3 separate regions of the Homo sapiens genome follow, and all the other regions are linked to region 3. The links are chromatin contacts, found by Hi-C in ENCODE. All regions are on one chromosome and are shown on one strand. The core of a region is the stretch at or near the end of the contact, and the rest is flanking DNA. Distances in the headings are between cores, read along the strand shown.

Evidence for each region. Hi-C counts contacts between places; a loop is a spot of excess contacts on that map. Pooled maps may share reads with other maps.
Region 1: a loop to region 3 is called in a pooled map, with 4 times the contacts of the local background. The contact joins two enhancer-like sites. A Hi-C loop is called at or near these places in 1 of 37 single-sample maps with no recorded cell type and 8 of 50 pooled maps.
Region 2: a loop to region 3 is called in a map of PC-3, with 8 times the contacts of the local background. The contact joins two enhancer-like sites. A Hi-C loop is called at or near these places in 2 of 168 maps with a recorded cell type or tissue (PC-3 and naive thymus-derived CD4-positive, alpha-beta T cell) and 5 of 50 pooled maps.

Annotation. Positions count from the first base shown.
Region 1 is chr18:54,710,896-54,714,571 of GRCh38, forward strand. No RefSeq gene overlaps it. Among named protein-coding and RNA genes, the nearest start is that of RAB27B, 120 kb to the right of the region's middle. RefSeq lists a silencer at 1,443-1,737. Within about 2 kb of position 1,561, at least 3 of the 41 ENCODE cell types and tissues checked have a DNase peak (open chromatin) inside an H3K27ac peak, as active enhancers do.
Region 2 is chr18:54,804,082-54,807,906 of GRCh38, forward strand. It overlaps a transcript of RAB27B not described here. Among named protein-coding and RNA genes, the nearest start is that of RAB27B, 22 kb to the right of the region's middle. Within about 2 kb of position 2,175, at least 2 of the 41 ENCODE cell types and tissues checked have a DNase peak (open chromatin) inside an H3K27ac peak, as active enhancers do; they include PC-3, where a contact is called at or near this core.
Region 3 is chr18:54,944,356-54,948,061 of GRCh38, forward strand. It overlaps CCDC68 (coiled-coil domain containing 68), which reads right to left. Exons shown (of 12, transcript NM_025214.3): 2 at 1,033-1,122. Among named protein-coding and RNA genes, the nearest start is that of CCDC68, 13 kb to the right of the region's middle. Within about 2 kb of position 1,921, at least 16 of the 41 ENCODE cell types and tissues checked have a DNase peak (open chromatin) inside an H3K27ac peak, as active enhancers do; they include PC-3, where a contact is called at or near this core.

The DNA.
Region 1 (3,676 bases), core at 311-2,810, 230 kb before region 3:
TGGTAGAGCATACCTTGCATGCCATTAAATATACAGACAAACTGGGTATGACTCCTTCAGTCTGGTTAGGAATTTTTGTGTAGAGCTCTCCTGTCTATGTACATTTCCTGGACTCTACTTAGCCTATTGGCAAAGGTGCTCTACGCTATGTGTTTAAAAGCATTTATATTAGATGACACTGCTTTAATTTATATTACATATAGTGAGGCAAAGTCCATGTTAAGTCCTTTCCTTGTGCCATTATAAATGTTTAATTTGGTTCAGGACAGGAAGGCTACCGAAGTTATATCCAAACAAAGCATATGATGTATTACAAGGGAAGTCTGATGTGATGAGGATACCACCTTGGTCATTTTAAAAAAATGCTAGTTACATTAGAAAGCATAAGACATACACTTTAAATCTTTTACCTCAACTTAAAATAGATAAATGTTAACTTATTTGTCACTCTTTTACAATGAGGACAAGTTCTTTCCTTTGAGTGTGTATGAGTATCAAGTGTCTATAATTTCTAGTTTTAGTTCTGTTAAGTGGAGCAAGAACACAAAACCCTTGCAAAGCCATCTGAATACATAATTCTCTATTATTTTTGTTTGTTTGTTTTCAGACACAGTTTCACTCTCGCTGGAGTGCAGTGATGCAATCTTGGCTCACTGCAACCTCCACCTCCCAGGTTCAAGTAGTTCTTGTGCCTCAGCCTTCCAAGTAGCTGGTATTACAGGTGTGCACCACCACATCTAGCTAATTTTTGTATTTTTAGTAGAGACAGGGTTTCGCCATATTGGCCAGGCTGGTCTCGAACTCGTGACCTCAAGTGATCCACCTGTCTGAACCTCCCAAAGTGCTGGGATTACAGGCATGAGCCACCATGTCACAAAATTTACTTTCAATCCTCTAGAATATTTTGGGCCCATAGCTGATTTGGCAACAATTTATTTTAGCGAATCATCTTTATCTAGTTGTTACAAAGCATTACATTTATTTTTCTTAGAAATAGTAACTCTCTTTTGCACTCATATCTTATCAGTATAAACACCTTTCAATTCAATTATATAGTTACACTAAAAATACATCCAACACTAACAGCTTTGGTACTATACGCTAATGAATCTTGGTTTACGTGTAACTCAAATAGAGTGGAAGAACACGGACATGCTTGGGAGTAAACACTAGCCTTCTACATGTGTGGACATCAGTCAGCATGTTTTGTTGAGTAGATTGGAGTAAGTCGGTTAAAATGAGGAGCATTGGGACTGGGGGTGAGGCAAAAGTGATGGCAATGATGATTTATTGAAGCTTCTTTAAAAGAGCTTTACTCTATCTACAAATATGAATTATTCTCAGTGTTGATACAAATAACATAGTCACACAAGATGTTGAATATATTGTGGAATTCAAATATTTAAAAGAACGGTGGGGCTGGTAAGAAATGCATTTGCAATGTAGTATAATGTAGTATAGTTTCATCTCATATCTTTTTCTTAGATGAGTCATGTTACTTGGTGTTATTATTCTAAGCATTTGATCACCCCAGGTCATGAAAAGCATGACACACTTGTTTTGAGACAGAAAATTTCTCTTACTACATGAATCCAGAAAGCACATGATTCACATTTTATATGCCTTTGAAACGGGAAATGTTCCCTTGTTCCCCTAGCAGGGTGTGTGATGGGGGTGTGGCTCGCTTCTTCAGTGCCTGCTGCTCAAAACTCTAGGGGAGCCCAGAGACAGGCAGGCTGTGGGGCTCCAACCTCACTGCAGTGTCTAGGCATGAATGTTTATAGCTCCTGAAGCCCCAGTGGGTTTGTGTTACAGGGTGCTCTCTTGGTTTGCTGTCTATAGGCAGCTTATGTTAACCAGCTCAATTAGACTCTACACCTTGTCACAAGGACAGAGGGCATTCTGTATCCTGGGTTCTTGCCTTGGTGTACCAGAAGAATCGGATCACAGGTGGGCTTGGAGAATGAGTGCCAAGTTTTATTGAGTGGAAATAGCTCTTCACTGCTGGATGAGCCAGAAGGGAGACGGTTTTCCCCTGGAGTTGGGCCGCTCAGGCACATGCCAAACTCCGCCTCTCCTGCAGGTGGATGGCCTGCCAGTGTGCCAGCGTTTGTTGGTGTGCTCTTCTGCCGGCATGCTCCCTCCGTGTCCTCTTGATGTCCAGCAGCTTGTCTTCTTCCACTGATGTTTTCCTCTCGCCCTCCAGCAGCTTTCATCTCTGCCTTGCTAGGGTCTCAGCTTTTTATAGGCCCAAGAGAGGGGTGTGGTGGGCCAGGGTGGTCTTGGAAAATGCAACATTTGGGCACAAAGGCAGAAGTGCCTGTCCTCACCTAGGTCTGTGGGGCTAGGGCCCTAGCCAGGGACCTGCCTTTCTCTACCCAGCATTTCTCTACCCTCCTCCTGTATCACCTTGAAGAGGTAGAGGTTCTGTTTTATTTTAATAACCACCACAATTTATTTAACCATTCCTTGATCCACGTATAGAATATTCATGCTAAGCACTCTGCATGTATGATCCTATCTAATCCTAAACAAACTCTTTGCAGAGGTATTATTACTGGATTATACTTATGAAGAAACTGAGATTCACTTTGTAAAGTTTCAAAGTGAAAGAAGCTTGAAAGTCATTGCTGTTATCAATGCTGCACATCTCCAGAGTGGCAGCCTTTGGCTTTATGCTACTAAATATAGTGGTTTCCTTTTCTAAAAAGAAACACTTTTTTTTTTGTTTTGAGATGGAGTTTTCTTCTTGTTGCCTAGGCTGGAGTGCTATGGCATGATCTTAGCTCACTGCAACCTCTGTCTTCCGGGTTCAAGTGATTCTCCTTCCTTGGCCTCCCGAGTAACTGGGATTACAGGCATGTGCCACCACGCCCGGCCAATTTTGAATTTTTAGTAGAGATGGGGTTTCACCATATTGGCCAGGCTGGTCTTGAACTCCTGACCTCAGGTGATCCAGCTACTTCGGCCTCCCAGAGTGCTGAGATTACGGGCGTGAGCCGCCGTGCCCGGCAGGTTTTCTTTTTGTAATGGGGAGCTATTCTGTGCTAGGCCTTTAAATGTAGTTGACATGGGGTCATCACAAGAAGCCTATGAAGTACTACTTATTAAACTATATGGAAGCACAAAGTGTCAGATTTAAATCCAGGTCTGTAGTCCCAAAGTCAGTGATTATCCCACTCTATTCTATAACAGATACATTTGCATATGGCACCTGACTGCCACAATTCACTAGCACGTGAGTACACATAAGGTCACATATAATTGATAACCAATCCCACAGGATCTGAGCCCCCCTTCACCGGCTCATCCATGAATTCCAGCTCCTTACAATGTCCTTCACTGCACAGTCATCTTGAAAAGCCACAGACTGGTCCAAGTCACACTGTTCTTATAGTCACCATTGGCTTTTGGCAAGTTGAGCCCAAGATCTGTGATACCAGCACCCCCCTTTACAAACCTGGGCACTGTGACACAGCTGTCCCTGCAGAACCAGCAGTTCCTGACCTGATGGGGGTCCCCAGTGATTCTTCCAGGCACTGAATCTCAACACACCTGTGTGAGCCAAGCAGACTGAAAGGGAAGAGGATAACAGCACCCACACATTTCAAGTTTTCTCAGGGCCAAAATACTACAGAGTTTATGAGCTATCTATCTTAGTCAATTCAGGCTTCTG
Region 2 (3,825 bases), core at 925-3,424, 140 kb before region 3:
GTTTGTTAGAAATGCAGAACTATTGTCTTATTGTATCAGAATCTACAATTTAAATTCTCCATGAGATGCCTATGCACATTAAAGTTTGACTTCTAGGAAAGAGCAGCTAATCTAATGATAAGGAAACATCCAAACTGAAGGACATTCAACCAAATAACTGGTGGTATGGTTTGACTGTGTCCTCACCAAATCTCAACTTGAATTGTATACCCCAGAATTCCCACATGTTGGTCAGGGGCAGGTAATTGAATCATGGGGACCAATCTTTCCCATGCTATTCTTGTGATAAGTTTTGTGAGATCTGATGGGTTTATGAGGAGTTTCTGCTTTTGCTTCTTCTTCATTTTCTCTTGCTGCCACCAAGTTAGAAGTGCCTTTTGCCTCCTGCCATGATTTGGAGGCCTCCCCAGCCACATGGAACTGTAAGTCCAATTAAACCTCTTTTTCTTGCCATGCTCGGGTGTATCTTTATCAGCAGTGTGAAAACAGACTAATTCAATTGGCCTGTAATCTCCAACGGTGTCAAGATCATGAGGGTCAAAGGAGGACTTTAGAGTGGTTCTATACTAAACAAAAATTAAGAGCCATGAAAACTAAGTGTAATACATGATCCAGAACTGGAGTTGAATCCTTTTGCTCTGGAAGATATTTTTCAGACAACTGGCCAAACTTGAATGGGAAATGGGATCTCTGGGTGAGGTATATGAGAGTTTCTTTCTGCTGTGGTCACTCTTTTTATATATCTTTGAAAAGGTTTCTTTTCTTTCCTTCCTTCCTTCCTTTCTTTTTTTCTTTTTTCTTTCTTTCTTTCTCTTTCTCTCTCTCTTTCTTTCTTTCTTTCTTTCTTTCTTTCTTTCTTTCTTTCTTTCTTTCTCTTTCTTTCTGCCTTCCTGCCTTCCTTCCTTTTTTTTTTTAGTTTTCTGTTCCTCTTTTTTTAATTTTTGACTGCTCTCCACCATTGCATGATGTGCCCAAGCTGACAGGGAGGTTTCTGGAGGTCTCCTTAATCCAAGGGCACTCTGAGCATCCTCCCTAGAGCCTCAGCGAGTTAAGAGCCTCAGCAAAGCCTTTCCAGGGACATGAGGCACTCTGCACACTTCCCTTACACTCAGCTCTGGTTGGCATCACAGACAGCAAGTGGGAATCTTATCAAGTGCCAGGGATGTAGCTGGAAGACAACTCTCGTAGACTAAGGGGTCACTGTGGCATTCATCCGTGGGAAAGGCTATGCTAGAAAACACTACAAAAAGATTTACTCTGGGTCTGGATCTCTTTTCCTTCTGGTTTATTTATTCCTTCAAAGACTGTATAATGTTAAAACTTCATACTTTCCTTTTTCTGTGCTTGTAGAAATTTATGTCTTCCTATTTAAAATGTCAGGGTACTTTCTAGGTACATATACAAAGCACAAAAACAATGTTCACAACAATAAATGGTGGTAATTTTCTCTATATACTTAGAGAATTCATGAGCAACTTTGTCCTTTGTGATTGAAGACTTCCCTCTTTGAAAAGACTACGATCCAGTAGTGTTGATGTGAAAATTCTAGCATAGGTAATTTGTGAGTTCAGGAATCATGTGTTATTTATGTCTTGAAAGTACAGTACAGGTTCTTAAGAATCACTAATAGAGTTGAATGTCTTCTTGAGGTTAATGCATCATTCACCAAGCATTTGTTTTAGTTATTGTACGAAACTTAAGTTCCTACTTTGAAGATCAGGTTTCAGAAGATTGGATCTTATATAGAGTAATAAAAATGCCTCAGAGAAGCATTTAATTTTTATTCCACTGGAAATTATAATTTAAGTCCTCAAATGCAAGTACCACTCCATCAAAATCATACATTGATTACTCGTAAGTTGAGACAAACCCAATTCATGTGAAACCATGTGCTCATTTTTGTACCAGGTCACTCAATTGTATAGCTTCTAATTTAGCTGTTTCATCATGACCCATTGTGAAAATATGAATGATATACTTAGTCCATTTGATCTGCTTGCAACCCATGGGATTTCCTTTAAAGATATAAAACATTGTGCTAGTGCTTCCTTTTTTGTTCTGATACCCACATCCTGTGCTCTGTGGAGAGTCACAGTTTTTGAAATATGTTGACAGCCAGCACAGATAAGCAGTGTACTTAGCCTTTGGTCAAGGACTGGAAACTGGCTAGTATCTGAATCATCTGCTTAATGCAGAACTGCCCTCCTCTTAGGGAGATGCAGCCTGGTGTGTGGTATGACATGGAGCTCTATGGTGTGTTACTGTATGGGAAGCATAGGAGACTGGTTCGAGGAGCAGTCTCTCTTTTTATATCTTTTCACTTTGATTTCAAGTATATGTAGCCAAATGAATACATATATATAATATATGTTATATATTTATATATAATGATATATATAAATAAATAAATGGATAAAGAAATGGGTCCAAGAATGTTAGTAATGATTATATATGTAATTATATATATAAGCCACAATTATATATTATTTATATATATAATCACATAAATATAAGTGACTTAGAATGTTTATGTTTGATATTGTATCATAACATCTTTCAAGTGTAAAACAGGATGGTTAGATTGGCTTTCAGGATGTTATGTTAGTTACTATCAAGCTGAGATGGTTAAGTGGATGGAAAACATGAGTCATTAACACCATATTTAAAATGTTAACAACTAGCAAGAAAAACATTCAAAAAAAATTGAAGAATTATATCAATACCAACTTGCTCAATATCATACATAAACATTCTAAGTCACTTAAAGCAAAAATGAGTAGGTTTGAGTAAATACAGTTGACCACATATTAAACTAATTTTATTTTCTTTATTTTTTTATTTTTTGAGATGGAGTCTCACTGTGTGTCCAGGCTGGAGTCCAGTGGCACAATCTTGGCTCACTGCAACCAGGAGAACTCAAGAGGTTCTCTTGCCTCAGTCTCCTGAGTAGCTGGGACTACAGGTGCACGCCACCACACTCAGCTAATTTTTGTATTTCTAGTACAGATGGGGTTTCACCATGTTGGCTAGGATGGTCTCAATCTCTTGACCTTGTGATCTGCCGGCGTTGGCCTCCCAAAGTGCTGGGATTACAGGCATGAGCCACCGCGCCCGGCCTAAGCTAATTTTGAAATGCAGAACCGCTTTTTGTGGTTTAGTAAAATTAACTAGCCTTTAGTTTTAATTTCAGTATTTTTTCCTGCTCTGAGGTATCACCATCACATGCTGCATCAGTATTTTGGGAAAAAGTCTTTGCATGTCTTTATGGGCACTGACTTTGAGCATAAACCTTTCCTTGAGGGTTCAGCTTTTAGCAGTGGGCAGAAGTGTTGGACAAGCTTTAAACAAGTCCTTACCTTCTTGTTTTAAGGACATAATCTCCTCGGGAACTTGGAGCTTTACAGGATTGAACATGATAACTTGACTCATCACTAAGTCTCCAGCCTTTGACACAACCAGCTCATTTCTTAGCTCTATCAATATGCGTATCATCTGGTTGCCAGCTATGGAAACAAGCCCAACTCATTAATAGTGAATATTTATAAGGAATGACACCTTTGTGGTATTTAAGTACCATCTGTAATTTCTTGTTAGTGATGTTTTGGTAGTTTTCCTGTTGAACATTCACTGGGGAACTGATCAAGTTTACTATGCCCTTGATCTACACTTGACATGTGTAGGTAAATTCTGAAAATGGGATACTTCTGTGCTGGCAGGGGACAAACTGTGAACACCACTGTGTCTGAGCTAGAAGAAAAAAGCAGTTCCATAAACAGCATGAGACATTAAAATTTGCCTTATTACTTCATCACTTCAGGGGATATC
Region 3 (3,706 bases), core at 671-3,170:
TCTTATGTTACTGATAAGAAGCCAAGACTCCACTCCCATAGTCTGAGATATCTGGTCATATCAGCAAGCAAAAAAGTGATCAATACTATTTGAATAAGACACAAAACCCATCCTGAAGAAGAATGTCTATGATGGATTGAAACTTATCAAAAATGTTAAATCCCTGAATTTATGATGACTGAAGAAAAACCCGCAACAACCACAATGCTTACTGTCCACCTTTAGAAGCACATAAGGCAAAAGCTCAATGCACATAAACCAAAAGTATACTAAAACCTGGCAAAAAAAGAAACAAGCATGTATTATATGAACTATATTTCATAGCAACCAAGTAGTTGATGAGGGAAAGTTTATTTATTGAATTCCAGCTAATAAATTCAAAAGGAGAGATAAAATTAGAAAATCTATATTTTGCAACCCTTGATGAAGTAAAAAAACCTAAGCATCATCACCTAAAGCTAAAAACATTAGTGAATATTTAATGAGGAAACTTTAACCTGAGAGACACCATTAATCAATCTTAACATAAATTAAGGATCTTAAGAGATACAGGACCAAATGCAACATATGAATCTTGTTTGGATTTTGATTCAAAAAAATCAACTATGTAAAGACATTTTTTAGACTAACTGGATAACATGTGATGTTAAAGAATTGTTGTAATTTTGCTAGCTGTGATAATTGTGACATTCTTTAAAAGGATTGTATCTTTTAGTAATACCTACTGACATATTTGCAGGTGAAATTGTGTTACATTTGGAACTGCTTTAAAACTCAAAGAGAGAGGTAAAAAGGACATGCGGATAAAGATTAAGGAAATTTAGCAAAACATAGATAACTATTGAAACTGGGTGATGAGTCTATAGGGTTCATTGTATTCCTCTATGTATTTTGGTTTTGTTTGAAATTTCTATAATAAATAGTAAATAACTAATAATTAAACTATAATAAAAAGCCCTGTGAGGTAGGATTATTAATCCTATGTTACTGATAAGAAGCCAAGACTCCACTCCCATAGTAACATTAACTTACCCAAGACGAAGTAAAATTAATAGAGCTAAAACGCCAACCTTGGTCTTTTAGAAGTTCAGAGATGTTTCCATCATATTAAGACTGGCTTCCCTGGAGAGAAACAATAACAACAACAAAATATTTAAAATCTAACAGTTGTGAGCTAGGCTGCAAAAAAAAACACAAAGAATTTGCATATTTGAGGGCATCACTTTGAAACAAGATCGCTTCTGGGGATACTACAAAGTCCTGCATTTATCCTTTAATCTTCAATGAAATTGACAGAGGATGCCAAGAATTTTCCATTTTATTATAAATCCTCTTAGCAGCTATGGCTTCTATTAAATATTTGTTTCCGCTGAAGTTGATTTGGCAGCAGCAACTCTGCAAGTGTGCTTTTGCAAACTGTGAATGGAAGTACGTCTCTTACTGGGTCCTCTGAAGTATCTTCCGGGATTAAGATATTGGTGCAAAACAACATTTAAATGCTTGAAGTAAGAGAAACACCCATAGAGTCAATATGCAGTGTGCTTGGAAGCCAGAGAGAGGATGGTCAGGCCAGGGTAGGGGTCAGCAAACCCCAGCCTGGGAGCTCAATCCAGTTTCCCTCCTGTTTGTACAGCCCCAGAGCTAAGAATGGTTCTTACATTTTTGAATGGTCAAACAAAAAAATCAAAAGAAGAATAACATTTCATGGCACATGAAAATTATATGAATTTCAAATTTAGTATTCATAAAAATGGTTGGAAAAAATCAAAGGAGAACATTTCAAGACACATGAAAATTATATGAAGTTCAAATGTAGTGCCTATAAATGAAGTTTTACTCTAATACAAGATAGCCATTCATGTACATATCTTTTATGTCGCTTTGGCGCCACAAACAGCAGAGTTCAGTAGTTGTGACAGAGAAAGTACGTGGCAGGCAACGCCTAAAATATTTCCTTATCTAGCCCTTTACAGGAAACGTTTGCTGACCTTTGGGTTGGGGCTTGGCAAGGAGTGGGGGCAGGACCAGTGGGAAAATAGAGGCAAGCAAAGCAATCGATCTGGCCTGAGTTTGTTTTTTTCCTCCAGTACAGTACCCTGGATCTACAGTCCCATTTGACTGATTTACTTTCATTTTCCTTTTTAGTATGTTATGCAATGTGTACATTAACAAATCATAAGAGGCATTTTATCATAGGAATGAATCGCTCTTTAGAATGAATCCCACTGCCTTCTCAGGCTCTTTCATAATTTGAAAATTGCATCGGGCCTTATGTCTTTTATCCTAAAATATACTCTCTTATGTACCTTTTATTCTTAAAATCAAGGAATTTTGTTTCTTGATGACTGATATTTCTGAAAACTTCCCACCTTTTCCACTCACTGGTTGGGCCACCTTAAACAAGTTACATAAAATCTTTGTCTTCACTTACATAGCTGTCAGGTAGGGGTGATAACACCTAGAGATAGGAAAATGAGTTTTTTTTTTTTAAATGCCTGCTAGCAGAAGGCACTCACTGGACAGTCACTGTCAATAGTGTTGCCCTGTTATTTTATATTATCAATAGCCACAGAAGACAAGCAGGGCAGGTAGTTCACATCTATCTGGTTGCAAAGCTTTATAACTGTATCCATATGAAATTAAATTCCATTTCTGTCTTTGGTTCAGAAAACTTTTGTACCCAGAGTCCTTGGTTGGTATAAAGAAACCCAAGGGGAACATAAGCCGGCGAAGTCCAAATTGCCATATGGCATTACTATCCTGGGGAAAATCCATGTTAGCATTTTATTTCAGCCAGAAGTAGATTAAGGGGATAAAATTTTCAAAATAAATCACAATCAGTTAATTAAAGTAAGGAAAGACTTTTATTTGTCTTATGCTAGAATGGATTGAAGACAGCTTACAGGTGGCATCACGCCAAGAGGAGGTATTTCCTAGACAAGTGCCTTTCAAACAGGGCTCCCAGGGAGGAGGCAGAGGGCTGCTGAATAGACAGGGCTCTGCCACCTCAACTTCAACCACCCCAGCTCTGCTTTATTCTGTCTCACACACTGAATTTTTCCATGAGGCTTTCTGTGAAGAAAGAAGGTTCCACAGCTGAAACAGTTTAGAGGCAGCCTGCCTAGTCTCATGGCTCCATTCTGCCACTCCATACCTGTGTGACCTCTGTCAAGTCCCTTAACTTCTCTGTGCCTCGGTTTCCTTAACAGTAAAATGAAAATAACATTAATTATTAACAATAATCAATGTGGGGTTGTTCATGAGTTAATATTTGTCAAGCACTTATAGCAGCACATTTAATATATAATAAATGATTTGTACATATTTGTCAAACAAGTACATAAAATATGAAACCACTATCCACAATTAAGGCTGACATGAAATCTGGGTGGTTTCCTTTCTTCCAGGAAAGAAGCAGGTTATATTTTAAATAATCTGTTACTGGGCTATGAAGGAAAAATTGCTTTGGGGGACTTTAAGACTAGCAAACCCGGGGGAGAAATTCCTTATTGCTAATGCACCGATAATTTGTCAGTTTCCTCAAACAATGATGCTAACATCTATTGAAGAGTTTACAATCTACAAAGCAATGCACACACGTTATTGTGAACCATAATCCATGTGATAAACCACCACACCACCAGGCACCCAGGAGAATCTAACTAAACCTTGTGCTCTGGTTAATGACATGAGAATAGCAGTACTA